Linked DNA regions of Homo sapiens: region 1 is linked to region 2. A link is a contact called in ENCODE Hi-C data. All regions are on one chromosome and are shown on one strand. The core of a region is the stretch at or near the end of the contact, and the rest is flanking DNA. Distances in the headings are between cores, read along the strand shown. Region 1 overlaps XXYLT1 (xyloside xylosyltransferase 1). Region 2 has its middle 15 kb from the start of CPN2.

Region 1 (7,186 bases), core at 1,553-4,052, 770 kb before region 2:
CGTCAAACCTTTCTCCCCTCGTTGGAGAGGCCACAGGGTTAGGCAGGAGCATAGGGACTCTCAGCCTGTGCTGGCCTTTCTCAGTAATCAGAAGCATATGACCCCAGCTAGTATTTTCAGCTAGTTATGCCAGGGACTGTCTTTTATTCCATGAGGTCAAAGGACACACTTGGAATTGGTCACCTGACAAGATTGCATTGTTTCTCTAATTTTTTTTTCCCTAGTTTCTCAGGGCCTGAATTTCATTCCTCTTGCCCAGTGACTTCCCCTTGATGGATTCTAAAGGTCTCACAGAACAGCACCTCTTCTGTCATTTATCTGAGTCTAGGTAAAGGCACAGCGACAGTGAATGTAAGGGCCTTTAAAAGGCTTCAAAAGACAAAGAACATGTTCCTATTTAAAATTAATTTCTCTCTTGTTTTACCTACACTGATTCTTTCTAGGTTCTGAGTGTGTGTGATTTAGGCCCATGCAGCCTCTAACAAATGCAGAAGAGATGGACGCAGGCCGCTGGTGTGGGGTGATGGACGCAGGCCGCTGGCGTGGGGTGATGGACGCAGGCCGCTGGCGTGGGGTGATGGACGCAGGCCGCTGGCGTGGGGTGATGGACGCAGGTCGCTGGCGTGGGGTGATGGACGCAGGTCGCTGGTGTGGGGGTGCATTCCTGCACTCCTGTTTTTCTGTCACAGAACCACCAGTGGCCCAGCATTAACTAAACTAGGCCCAGCCTCATGGCCTGGAATTCCAGTCTGTTATCTGGAGCAAATCAGCATTTCCGTCCAGCGTTCCTAGGCTCCCTTTTATCTGCCCCCCACAGCACTGACTGTTACTAGCGTGAGCCGCCACTTCTCCCCGTTCAGTGCAGGCTGGCAGTACGGGGTTGATTCCTTAGACATATAAAAATCTGGCAAAATCAGAAAACAGTCATTCTCACTTCACACCTGATAGAATAGCCATTGTCAAAAACACAAGAGATAGCCACTGTTGGCGAGGGTGTGGAGAAGAGGGAGCCCCAGCACGCTGCACCGTTGGTAGGAATGTAGGTTGGTACAGCCATGATGGAAAACAATATGGAAATTCCTAAAGAAATAAAACTAGAACTACTATATGACTCAGCAGTCCTTCTTCTGGGCATTGACCCAAAGGAAATGAAATCACTACCTCGTAAAGATAACTGCTCTCCCGTGCTCACGGCAACGTTATTCACAGTAGCCAAGATACGGAAAGAACCTAAATGTCTGTTGATAGATGAATAGAGAAAGAAATTGTAACATACAAGACACACACACACACACACAAAACGGAATATTACTCGGCCTTTAAAAAGAAGGAGTCATACCATTTGCCACAGCGTGGATGAAACTTGGAGGACATTATTGCTAAGTGAAATAAGCCAGACACAGAGAAAAAATATGTCGCATGATCTCACTTATATGTAGAATCTTTTTAAAAAGAGGAAAAGCTGAATACACAGCGGTAGAGAAGAAAATGATGGTTACCGTGGCCACGGCGAGGGTGAGGGAGGAAATGGGGAGATACCAGTCAGGGGATACAGCGTAGCAGACGTGTGGGATGAACGGGTCTAGAGGGTTCATGTGTGACATGAGGGCTATCATCCATAATATCGTATTCATGAATTTTGCGAAAAGAGTTTGTTTTAGGTGCTCTTGCCACACACACAAAGATGAGTAACAATGTGAATTGATGGATATGTTAATTTGCTTGACTATTGTAACCATTTCACTACCTGTGTATTTCAAAATATCATGTTGTATATCTTACATAGAATTCAGAAGACATTCATTCTATTCTGTTGGAAAACATAGACTCAGATATACCAGACAATTCTCTTTTTCCCCCTCCCCTCCCCTCCCTTTCCCTTCCCTTCCTCCTTCCATTCCTCCTCTCCTCCCTTCCTCTTTCTCTCTTCCTTTTTTTCTGTTTCTTTACTTTCTTTCTGTCCTCCCTCCCCGCATCCCTCCCTCCCCCGTCCCCTCCCCTCCCCTCCCTTTCCCTTCCCTTCCTCCTTACATTTCTCCTTTCCTCCTTTCCTCCGTTCCTCTTTGTTTCTTCCTTTTTTTCTGTTTCCTTACTTTCTTTTTCTTTCTTCCCTCCCCTCTCCTCCCCTCCCCTCCCTTCCCCTCTCCCCTTTTTTTTTCAATAGAGATAGGGTCTCGCTACATTTCCCAGGCTGGACATAAAGCCCTGGGCTCCAGCAGTCCTTTTGCCTCAGCCTCCCAGGTAGCTAGGATAACAGGAACACACCACAGCACCCGGCTCAGATGTATTTTTTGCTATATCCCAATTTCATATATTTCATCTTTAAAAGGGGCCAGATGTTATCATTTTCATTCAGGAAATATGTTAATTAGAGCTACATGTATAACTGCCATATTTTATCCAAATCTCACTGAAATATGTAGTATACAAAAGGAATGTCCCTGGGACTTACTAATGTTTTAAAATATTTATGAAAGTGATAGCAGTTGTGTGCATTTCTAGAAAAAGTAATAAATGGGAAGGAAATGGTTTTGCAAAAGAGGATGTGTTTACCCATTTCATCATCATGATGCCCTGAGAGTAAAGATACTAACCAGCCAGAGAGATTCTGTTTTTTCCTAATGTGATTTAAGAGATTTTGATGAAGGTGGCAGTGGGGGTACAGTGTTTAATTAACTAGTACATGTTCTCCTTAATTGCTCCCAATCAATTAAGTCGAACATTCAAGCTGGGGGTACCTGCCCAAGCGCCGTAAGGACGGCATAGCACTGGCAAGAGGCCTGGCGGCTCTGAAGGTGACATATTATGTACTTGTCATAGCCTCACTGTCACGTGCTGGGAGGTGCTTTGTGGATTACAGCAGTGAGGCTGGGGAGCTGCTGGGATTGCGCCAGAAGCCCTTCACAGAGACTGGCAGAGGCCTTGGCTGTGGGCCGCTCTGTGGAACCTATAGCTGTCTTGGAAAAGGCTAGTTATATCCTTGCAGTTGGACAGTGAAAGTATACCTGTCTAGACTAGTTCGCTTCAGTAAATTTGGACTGAGTCCCTGCTTTGTGCCAGGCACAGGGTTAGGCAGCAGGGATATCCGATATAAAAAGACACAGTCTCTGTCCCCAAAGAACTCACAGTTTAATAGGACAGAAAGGGATGTAGGATCAGTATAAACCCCACAACCATAGACATAGTCCAAGGCTTGGGGGCGAGGAGGGAGCTGAACAAAGGACATGGCCTGTGAGCTGGGTTTTCGTGACAAGAAGTTTTCTGGTGGACGAGGAGGGAGAAGGGCACCACAGCCTCAGTGAGGGTAGCGTGTGTAGGCCCAGGAACTTGGGTCTGGGTGGAGTACAGGGGAGAGTGCCGGGGAGAGTGCCAGGGAGAGAGGAGGAGGAGGCTGGCAGGGGTAGAGGCCACATCACCGGGAGCCTTATGTGTTGGGCTAAGGTGACGTTAATTCTATAGGCACTGAGGAGCATGACATTAGCCTGATGCCAGGGCAGAAGACTCTGCAGATGCCTGCCTTCTGGGGGAGGCGCTGTGATGTGTGTGCTAAATGTGTCCCTCCTTGTCCTGGCCAAAGCACACTGTCCGGTGCTCTGGTGGGTAAAACTCCTGCTGTACCTGGCTTCCATGCCATATAGGCCACACTTTCCCAGATAGGACCCCATGCTAGGTGTGGAGGCAGGAGATTCGGAGACCAGTAGGAAACCAGCCCTGTCCATCTGGCCGTCAGACATCCACAGAGGATGAATAAAGGAGGGACAGACATGGCTGGGCCACTCCTTGCCTGTCGCATGAAGCAGGGGGAACGGTGGTGGCGGGGAGATTGGTTTCAGGTGCAGGATCTCAGACAGCTTTATGCAGGGACTGGAAGTTCCAGATTTGCAAATTTGGAAGTTCCAAATTTCCACTACTTTATTCTATAGATATTTATTGTACTTTATTTAGTCTGTCTTCTTTTTTAAGTAAGACAGGGAGAATTTTTCTCTTCTCCCTCCATTTTGTGCCCAGTGAGAAACAGATCCCAATTATTGACTGAAGCTACACTTTAGAAACAACTTTTTCTTAAGAACTTTTACACTGAACAAGATTCAAATATAGTTACTGCATTTTTTTTTTTTTTTTTTTTTGAGACAGAGTCTCGCTGTGTCGCCCAGGCTGGAGTGCAGTGGCGCGATCTCAGCTCACTGCAAGCTCCGCCTCCCAGGTTCACGCCATTCTGCAGCCTCAGCCTCCCCAGTAGCTGGGACTGCAGGTGCCCACCACCACGCCCGGCTAATTTTTTTGTATTTTTAGTAGAGACGGGGTTTCAACGTGTTAACCAGGATGGTCTTGATCTTCTGACCTCGTAATCCACCCGCCTCGGCCTCCCAAAGTGCTGGAATTATAGGCATGAGCCACCGCGCCCAGCCCAGTTACTGCATTTAATTCTTCGTCAGATGGTTCTGTCTTTGCTAACTTGCACAGGGAAAGGGGCTTGTGAACACCTTTATTATGGAGAATGGATTTTACTTTCAGCTGACTTGACTGCGTCCAGGCTGACAGCACAGGCCCCAGATGGTGGTGCTGGTTTGGGAGGCACTGTAATGTGTGTGCTAAATATGTCTCTCTGTGGTCATGATGCCTGGGTGGTGATGGACACAGATCATGGCTGTCCAGCTGCTACCCCACACGTGAGTCCACGCACCTGCGCCAGGGTCAACCTCGTATGTGTGAAGCTGAGCACGTTTATTTATTTCTTAGAGTTTATTATTTTAATCTCTTGGGAAGGGAGAGGGAGAGGAGAAAATAGACCCTCTTCAACAGCAAGCGGTTGTTTGAGAACGCGGTGTCTGTCTGCCATGTCCTCGGTTCCCCTGGTACATTCCACGTTAATTACACCGTACTCTGCTACCACAGTTTTTCCTTTGGTATCCACAGCTTTGGAAAGTAAATACATTGTGATTGTGGAATGGTCTGTGCTTGAAGCAATGAGATGGAAAGGGAGAAGCAGCAGCCCTGCCAAGCCAAGGGGCACATGTCCCAAGTCAACAGGGCCGCTCAGGGCTCGGGCAGAACATGGGACGGAAAGCCCTGAGGCAGCTTGGAGACCCCAGGCTGCAGGCCAGGAGGCCCAGGGAGGGTCCCACCCGTAGGTAGTGTTGGAATGAGGCAGAGAGTGAGTTTTCCAGTCCCTCTGATTGCCATCAAGAGGCACCAGGGCCTTAACTGTCAGAACCCATAGGAAAAAAATCACTTTCTTCTGATGACGGGCTCTGCAGCAGGGGCCAGCGCAGCGAGGAGGGCTCCCGAGACCTTGACAGCATCAAGGCCCGTGGCTTCACCTCCTCTGCCACTGTGAAGAGAGATTATGGTCAAATATATACATAACACAGAATTCGCCATTTTAACCTTTTGTTGTTGTTGTTGAGACAGTCTCTCTCTCTGTCTCCCAGGCTGGAGTGCAGTGGCACGATCTCCGCTCACTGCAAGCTCCGCCTCCCGGGTTCACGCCATTCTCCTGCCTCAGCCTCCCAAGTAGCTGGGACTACAGGCGCGCACCACCACGCCCGGCTAATTTTTTGTATTTTTAGTAGAGACAGGGTTTCAACATGTTAGCCAGGATGGTCTCGATCTTCTGACCTCGTGATCCACCCGCCTCAGCCTCCCAAAGTGCTGGGATTACAGGCGTGAGCCACTGCACCTGGCTCCATTTTAACCGTTTTGAAGTGTACAGTCACTGGCATTAATTCTATTCACAATGTTGTACAACCATCACCACCGTTTCTCGTATATGTGCATCACCCCAAACAGAAACCCTGTACCCATTCAATAATAACTTCCCATTTCCTGCCTCTCCCCAGCTCTAACCTGCCTGTGAGCGTGCCTGTTCTTGGTATTTCCTGTGTGTGGAATCATGCACATTTGTCTCCTCCGCCACTCTCTGCTGCCCCTAGGCCCAGAAGCACACTGTTCCCCTCCCGACCCGCCCCACTGCTGGGACTGTGGGACTCTGTGGGTCCTTCCTTATTCACCACCACAGTACCTTCCATGAGCCTTTCTCGGTTCCCCTCCACCAGTCTCATCTTTTCTTTGTCCAGACATTTGGTTTGAAGCGTCTTTCCTGCCCAGCCTGACTTCTTTGTGTGTGCGTGGTGGGGGGGTGGGGGCATTTGTGTGAGGGTCTTTTCTCCACTCACACTCCCCCGGAGAATCAGAAGCAGTTGTGTGGTCCCAGCGGAGGTGCTCAGGGCTGGGTTTTATCTTGGCGACTGTTCACAGGGTGCTCGCCATGCACTGAGAGGCAGCCGAGGACAGTCTTATCAGTGGGGGCTCCAGGCCAGGCTGCCTGGGTTTAAATCCAGACCTCACCACTTACTAGCTGGGGGGCTTTGACTCAATTCCTTAACCCTTGTAAGCCTCAGTTTCCTTGTCTATAAAGTGGGGATCATGATAATAACAACCTCATAAGTTTATGAAAGCTGAATGAGGTCACAGATATAAACACAACAGTGCTTGCATGTGGTGGCACGTGGTGCTAGCTACGTGTTGATACGCATTTGCTGCTGTTGTAACCCACACGTGGTGCTAGATACGTGTTGATACGCATTTGCCATTGCTGTAACCCGCGTCACAAAGTTTAGTGAGGATGAAATCATTGATATAAATTGTTTAAAAGGTGACTGGCATTTAGTAAATGTCAGCTACAGTATATCTCTCTGTCTGTCTGTCTGTGTATGTATTCTTATGTCAAAACCAACTCAGCACTGAGCCTGCTTCCAAGAACTGTCTCCAACTTAAAGTTGCCAGCAGTCTGGTTGAGGGGACTGGGCCACACCAGCAGCAGATTAAAAATGAACCGGCCTATATGTCTTGTTCCTTTCTTCAAGACAACAGGGACATGGGAAGTCCCAGCAGAGGGACGCCAGGGGAGCCCGTCTGAGGGGTCTGCTGGGCGGGAATCAGAACAGCCTGCCTTTGCCCAGCGCTCAGCGCAGCCTGACCATTTTCACCCCTGTTGTTTTTCTTATTAAATTGGGAAACAAATTATACAAATTTGAACTATTTCTAACCTCCAGCAAAAGGTAGTCACATTCTATCTCAATTTGGAAGACTGAGTGGGCATTACTGTTGACGTGAGTACCTACAGTTTCAGTCAAGATTCTCATTTTTTTAAACCCATGGAAGAAAATTATCCTCTATGGAAACC
Region 2 (7,069 bases), core at 4,359-6,858:
CCTGCAAGGGAGTAGCTTTCAATCAAATTCTTTTCACTGCACTCAGCGACTCGCCTTGAACTCCTTCCCGCGTGAGATCCGAGAACCCTCTTTCGGGGTCTGGACTGAGACCCTTTTCTGGTCACACCACCAACACCCGGCTAATTGAATCAGGATCTCAGAAAACGGGGCCCAGGCACCGGCGTTTTGATTTTTGTTACTACCGGTTTTTAAAAGCCTCCCCAAGCGACTGAAGGGTTCAGCCAGCATTGAGAGGCAATCTCCTTCTTACACAGAGGAGGAAACTGGGGCCCACAGAGGAGCTGTGATTTGCCAAAGGCTGAAGAATGTGAAGAAAAGAGGTGTGGGTGCCGGGTGCGGTGGCTCACGCCTGTAATCCTAGCACTTTGGGAGGCTGAGGCGGGCAGATCACGAGGTCAGGAGTTTGAGACCAGCCTAGCCAACACGGTGAAACCCCGTTTCTACTAAAAATACAAAAAAAAATTAGCTGGGTGTGGTGGCACGTGCCTGTAATCCCAGCTACTCAGGAGGCTGAGGCAGGAGAACTGCTTGTCCCGGGACCTGGGAGGTAGAGGTTGTGGTGAGCTGATATCACACCATTACACTCCAGCCTGGGCAACAAGAGCGAAACTCTGTCTCAAAAAAAAAAAAAAAGAAAGAAAGAAAGAAAGAAAAGAGGTGTGGGAGCCGCGTGTGCTGAGTTCTAGTCCAGAACCCATGGAAAACGTTACTGCTGGGCCAGACCAGACACATCACCAGGAGACGGGGCACGAGGTGCCCCGGGGAGCAGGGCACACTGGGAGCTGCTTCTTCACTGATCTCTCCTTGGCCTGAGCTGGCTGTTGGCCATGCTCTTTCCCCAACATCATTTGGCAGAGAGAAATTCTGATGTTGTAATTTAATGCAGGGTTATGTTTTGAGGGGGAAATTTAATTGAGAGAAATGTCTGCTGGATTTTCCTATCCCTTTATCCCTGCCAGCGGACAGGACGTGTCTGTGGCTCAGACAGGCATTCAGGCGATGGGGATTTCCGAAGCTCCTGCTATGTGCTAGACATGGGGTCGTTTTCCCAGAGAGTGGCAACACATCCAGGCTGGAGCCAGCAGCCCAAGGCCAAGATCCCCAATCTCGGAAGGGTCTGGGCAAGGTTATTCTTAAACCAAATGAATTTGGGTGTCTGTTGCTTTGGTGAATCTGTGAATCAGCTTCCATCACCTTAGAATGTAATTGATTTGAGCCTCAGGAAGCCTGTTTCTTTTTTCTTTTTTCTTTTTTTTAAGTAGCCCCACAAGCCAAGCTCAGTGGTGTACGCCTATAGTCCCAGCTACTCAGGAGGCTGGGGTGGGAGGATCACTAGAGGCCAGGAGTTCAAGGCTAGCCTGGCCAACATAGTGAGACCCCGTCTCTAAAAAATAAATAAGAAATAAAATGCCCCACAGGAAATGAGGAAGACATTGTGTTTCCTAGTCTAATGCGGGCATGTCACACCTTCCTTCCCCCATACCTGCCCCCGCCCTTGGTTCCTGGCCTCACTGTCTTTCAGCCACCCAGGAGAGAAACCCGAGACTCAGCCCAGGCTCCCCCTCTCACATCTCCCAACACCACCCGCTTGACTCCCCCACCAAACCCTTCCTTAGACTTAGACCTGCTGGCTTGTTCTCAGGGGGCTATGCCAGTGGCACCTGGAGGTTCCCCGATGCCCTCACCCTGACCCACACTTGGCATGATGTCTTTGTAATTTTTGCAGGCCTATCAGTGTAGAATGACACCTACGCTGTTTTCGCTGGCATTTCTGTGATTCACACTCAGGTCTTTCAGGTTCTCTGTGTACGTGCGGCTCAGTTGCTAAACTTTTTTTTCTTTGGAGACGGAGCCTCGCTCTGTCACCCGGCCGGAGTGCTGTGGCGCGATCCCGGCTCACTGCAACCTCCGCCTCCTGGGTTCAAGCGATTCTCCTGCCTCAGCCTCCCGAGTAGCTGGGACTACAGGCACGCACCATCACGCCCAGCTAATTTTTGTATTTTAGTAGAGACAGGGTTTCACCATGTCGGCCAGGATGGTCTTGATCTCTTGACCTTGTGATCCACCTGCCTCGGCCTCCCAAAGTGCTGGCATCACAGGCGTGAGCCACCTTGCCTGGCCTGCTGAAACTTTTTGATTCTCTTCCCTTGGCATCCCTTGCCCTCTAGGCTCTCATCTCAAACCAGGCAACAGCTCTCACTGTTCCCTGCCTCTTGCTCTCATAAGATTTCGCTGGGCCAGCTGCCTGAAGCGCTGGCAGAAGCATGTCCCTCTTCTGCAAGACCTTCAATAACTGCCTGGGGCCTCCTTCATCAACATGCACCCTCCTCACTCTGCCCCAGGGCCCTGCAGAATCAGCTCATCTGGGCTTCCAGCCTTATCTCTTCCTCCTCGTCGCCCCTCTACAGCCCTGACCCCTCGCCCTTGCCCTTCCCCATTCCTTAGCTCAGGCTCTTCTTCACAAGTTTCCTGCTCTACTTGGAGCCCTCCTTAAGGCCCAAGATCCAATGCAGCCTTTCCCGTGGCCGGTGCTTCCTGCCGCTTCGCCTCCTCTGAACTCCCCGGCACTGGCCTGCGCTGGCCTCTTTCTGCCTTGTGTTTTCATCCCATGTGGCTGATTTGTCCCGGTGGCCAGGAGCTCCTGGGGGCCTGCTGTACATCTGGTTCCCTCCTCCCTCCCTGCCCGAGCCTTTCTCCCAGGCCAGTCCACAATACAGCTGGAAACCAGGTAGCAGGTTGTGCAGTGGCTCAGCCGGGGGCTACAAAGCGTCTGGGAGCAGGAGGGGAGGAGCGGCTAGAGGGAGGCTCAGAGGCTGGAAGCCTGAGCATTCACGGACTCCTTGGCCCTGAGGACTGAAGGAAGGGGTAAGAGTGAGTGAAGAACACGCCCAGCTCCTGGACTGGTCAATGCGCTGATGAGAATCAAGGGGAGTAGGGGACAGAGCCTGCTTAGACGTGTCTGTGGTCAACAGGAGGACATGGGGCTCTGAGCAGGGGGTATCAGCCTGGGGCTGAAAAGAGCTGAGCCCAAGAGAAGAGCTGGGCTCATTACCAGAGAGGAGGCATCCACACAGGGGTGCATGGGAGGCTGCCCAGGGCATGGGAGGACAGCGAACCCTGAGATGAAGCTGCAAGAGGCGGCCCAGGAGGGTTGCAGGGGTGGCTGAGGTGGTAAGAGGCCGGGCATGGTGGCTCACGCCTGTAATCCCAGCACCTTGAGAGGCTGAGGTGTGTGGATCACCTGAGGTCAGGAGTTTGAGACCAGCTTGGCCGACATGGTGATGAAACCCCGTCTCTACTAAAAATACAAAAATTAGCCAGGCGTGATGGTGGGCGCCTGTAGTCCCAGCTACTTGGGAGGCTGACGCAGGAGAATCGCTTGAACCTGGAAGGTGGAGGCTGCCGTGAGCCGAGATCGCACGACTGCACTCCAGCCTGGGCAACAAGAGCGAAACTCCATCTCAAAACAAATAAAAATAAAAATAAAAAAACAAGGGAGAACAGCTCTAGTGAGTGGGCAGCTTGCACTCAGCTGCTGGGAGAATGAAGCTGCCACTCAGCTGGCCCAGGCTGCCCCTACACCTCAAACCTTTTCCTTCTCCTTAGCAGCAGCCATGATGTGTGCTGAGCAGGCAAAGCCACCCTCCCCTCTGGGGCCTTTGTGTCACAAAGTCGAGCGTCTGGGGTTTCCCTTCCCGAGGCTTCGTTTTATCTCAGTTTCTCCTGGGCGCAGCGCGGGTACTGGGACACCTGGACTCTCTGTTGTTGTAGGGGTTTGTTCTTGCAAGCCATTCCCAAGCTGCTTCCTGAGCTGTAAACATCTTAGGACCATGGGTCATGATTGGCAAGGAATATGCCTTGCTAGCTTTGGGATGGAGTTGATTTTCAGACGATCTTACTCTGTCTCTTCTAGGCTCCTGCCTCCCTAACACTGGGGTTACCCAGATATCATTTTGTTTAAATCTCCCCCAGCGATTCTAACGCATGGCCAGGGTTGAACATTTAGGCAGAATTTTGTCTCGGGCACTGTCCAGGGCTAGGTTCAGTGTAATTTGCACTGGGCAATGCTGGCCTCCTCAGACCCACCTGGTGTCTGCTCTGGATGAATTCATGAATGAAACAAGTGACAAACATCATGTATAAAAATATTTCATGGATTTTTTTTCTTTCTTGTTGATGTTTTCATTGTATTTTATTATTATTATTTTTTGAGATAGAGTCTCACTCTGTCTCCCAGGCTGGAGTGCAGTGGCACGATCTTGGCTCACTGCAACCTCTACCTCCCTGGTTCAAGCAGTTCCCCTGCCTCAGCCTCCCGAGTAGCTGTGATTACAGACACGCCACCACGCCCGGCTAATTTTTTTTTTGTATTTTTAGTAGAGATGGGTTCTTGCTATGTTGGCCAGGCTGGTCACGAACTCCTGGCCTCAGGCAATCTGCCCGCCTCGGCCTCCCAAAGTGCTGGGATTATAGGCATGAGCCACCGCGCCCGGCCGATGTTTTTAATTTTTCAGCATTAGTGCTCTCATAAATCTTGCATTTTTGAAGAAACAGCAGCTGGGGGTGCGCTCTGCCTTGCTTTTTTTTTTTTTTTTTTTTTTTTTTTTAGATGGAGTCTCCCTCTGTTGCCAGGCTGGAGTGCAGTGGTGCAATCTTGGCTCACTGCAACCTCTGCCTCCTGGGTTCAAGCGACTCTCCTGCCTCAGCCTCCCAAGTAGCTGGGGCTACAGGCACGTGCCACCATGCCCAGCTAATTTTTGTATTTTTAGTAGAGACAGGGTTTCAACATGTTGGCCAGGATGGTCTTGATCTCTTGATTACGTGATCCGTCCGCCTTGGCCTCCCAAAGTGCTGGGATTACAGGCGTGAGCCACCGCCACCGGCCTGCCTCGCTTTCTTATAGTAAAGGATGGCTAAGACATTCCAAAGCTCCTCCTTCCAGCAGGCAGGACGCTCTTCCAGGAAGCTTTGAATGTTGTACCTTCTTTAGTGATGTCCTGCTACTTGCCAGTCATGCAGCCCTCGGCAAATTACTAAGCTGTCTGTGGCTCAGTGTCCTCACCATAGTTTTATCACATAGCACCCACCTCATAGTGTTATTGGTGAAGATAAAATAAGTGCATCCATATAAAGTACCCACAACAATGACACATGGTACGTTCTCCAAAATCGTTATCTTGCATTATTATTTTTGTTAGTATTATTCTAGAGAGAACTGTGGGTGTGGGTGCGGACGGGGTAGGCAAGCACCGGCCAATTGTTTTACCTGTTCCCGTTGATCTGTTTCTGGAAGAACGTAAAAACTGCTGTTTATATATCAAAATTGCATTGTTTAGGAGGATTGGAAATGCAATTGACACAATTGTTCAGTGCTAACAGTGGATATTGGAAAACTGGACGGTGCCGTCAAAGATTAGACTGTCTAGCGCGATGCGAGTCCAAGGACGAATGCTTTCTGGCCCTCTCAGCCTGCTTCCACCACGCGCGCATCTGCAAGCATTTTAAGTCTGCGCCTGCAGAGGTCCCGAGCCTGGTCTCGGAGCGCCCCCTTGTGGTCGCACGGAAGAACGCGCCCCGCGCAGACGTGGAGGGCCAGGGAGGGGTTCTCCCAGCTCCGCCCGCGGGCGCGGCGCGGTACTTTATTCTTGGAAAGTCAGAACCGGGTCCCCTAGAAGGGATACGGGCACATTGACACGGTGACCCGGGGGATACTTGCCGGAGTGCATGCGGGCGTGCGTGCGGAGCCGTCACGGCTTCTGTCTCCTGCACGCCTGAAAAAGCGCCAGGTCCGCTTGGGGCCCATGCACCGAGGAGCCGCCGGGCGGAGGCGAGTCCACCCGCCACCCGGTGGGGCGGCGAAGCGTTCGGGGCGCTCCAGATTGTCCCCGCGCTGCCGCGGTCCTGCACAGTGACTCGTCCCGCGCCCTCCACGGCTTCCAAGCGTCCCCTGCGACCTCCAGATGCCGATGTGGTACGAACCCCGTCCTCGAGGATCTCAGCTGGGAGCCTCCTGCTGCGCGCTGCTGCCACGTGGACGCGCGGTTCAGGACCGCACCTGGCAACGTGCATCCTGGGAAGACTGTGCTTTGTTTTCTTTGGGATTTTATCAAGAGTTGTTCAGCACTTTGGGAATCTTTATCCCGAGGCAATGCTTAGCCCTGATTGCAAAATGTCAAACACGGACACAAATTCATCCTTTACTCATCGTGAGTGAGTGACAGTGACTTCCAGTCTGTTAGTGAGATCTTGGCCAAACATTCCACATGGAAACGAATTCTTTTATTATAAGTTACCTTTGACTTCTAATTAATATTACAGATAGAAGGTTTTATTTTTAAATTCTCTGCGAGGTTTGACGATATTATCTGTGAAGTTTTTTTTCAGGAGACTAAAGCGGGTGTTACAAATGATTTACCAGGAAATCATTAGGTCTGTGGGGGTGCGGTTCAGAGGTCAAAGTAACAGAAGGAGCAAAACCACATGGTCTTCATCAAAGGAGGCCTGCTGGTGTGTCCTGGCCCTGTTTTCCTCCCGGGGTGGAGGCTATGGGTCTGAGGCTCCCCTTCCCACCATGGCGTGAGAGATCCTTTCGCAGAGAAGCTTTGTAAAGGGGAGCAGAGATTCCAGCTGCATTTGGAGGGAAAGGACAGATTCGTGTATTAGTCTGTTCTCCAGCCAAAAAGAACCAACAAGAGATGATAGATAGATAGGAATTGGCTCATGCAATTGCAGAGGCTGAGAGATCTCAGGTTCTGCAAGCTGGAGACCCAGGGAAGGCGGTGGTGTAATTCCATCCAAGTCCCAAGACCTAAGAACCAGGGGATCTGATGATATAAATCCCGGTGCAAAGGCAGGAGATGAGATGTCCCCGCTCCAGCAGTGAGGCAGGAAGACGCGGGGCAGTTACTCCTTCCTCTGCCTTTTTGTTCACTCAGGCCCTCAGTGGATTGGGTGGTGCCTGCCCTGGCTGGGGAGCGGATCTGCTGTGCTGAGTCCACCTTTCCAAATGTCAATGTCATCGGGAAACGCCCTCAGAGACACACCTGGG

Evidence for each region. Hi-C counts contacts between places; a loop is a spot of excess contacts on that map. Pooled maps may share reads with other maps.
Region 1: a loop to region 2 is called in a map of chondrocyte, with 8 times the contacts of the local background. The contact joins two enhancer-like sites. A Hi-C loop is called at or near these places in 3 of 168 maps with a recorded cell type or tissue (CD4-positive, alpha-beta T cell, K562 and chondrocyte), 5 of 37 single-sample maps with no recorded cell type and 14 of 50 pooled maps.

Annotation. Positions count from the first base shown.
Region 1 is chr3:195,096,772-195,103,957 of GRCh38, reverse strand. The region is part of intron 3 of XXYLT1 (xyloside xylosyltransferase 1); the gene reads left to right. It overlaps LOC124909476 (a long non-coding RNA gene), which reads left to right. Exons shown (of 2, transcript XR_007096226.1): 1 at 1-328; 2 at 444-1,106. Among named protein-coding and RNA genes, the nearest start is that of XXYLT1-AS1, 5.8 kb to the right of the region's middle. RefSeq lists an enhancer at 121-1,320. Within about 2 kb of position 2,802, at least 24 of the 41 ENCODE cell types and tissues checked have a DNase peak (open chromatin) inside an H3K27ac peak, as active enhancers do.
Region 2 is chr3:194,332,435-194,339,503 of GRCh38, reverse strand. No RefSeq gene overlaps it. Among named protein-coding and RNA genes, the nearest start is that of CPN2, 15 kb to the left of the region's middle. RefSeq lists enhancers at 399-1,065, 1,991-2,871. Within about 2 kb of position 5,608, at least 3 of the 41 ENCODE cell types and tissues checked have a DNase peak (open chromatin) inside an H3K27ac peak, as active enhancers do.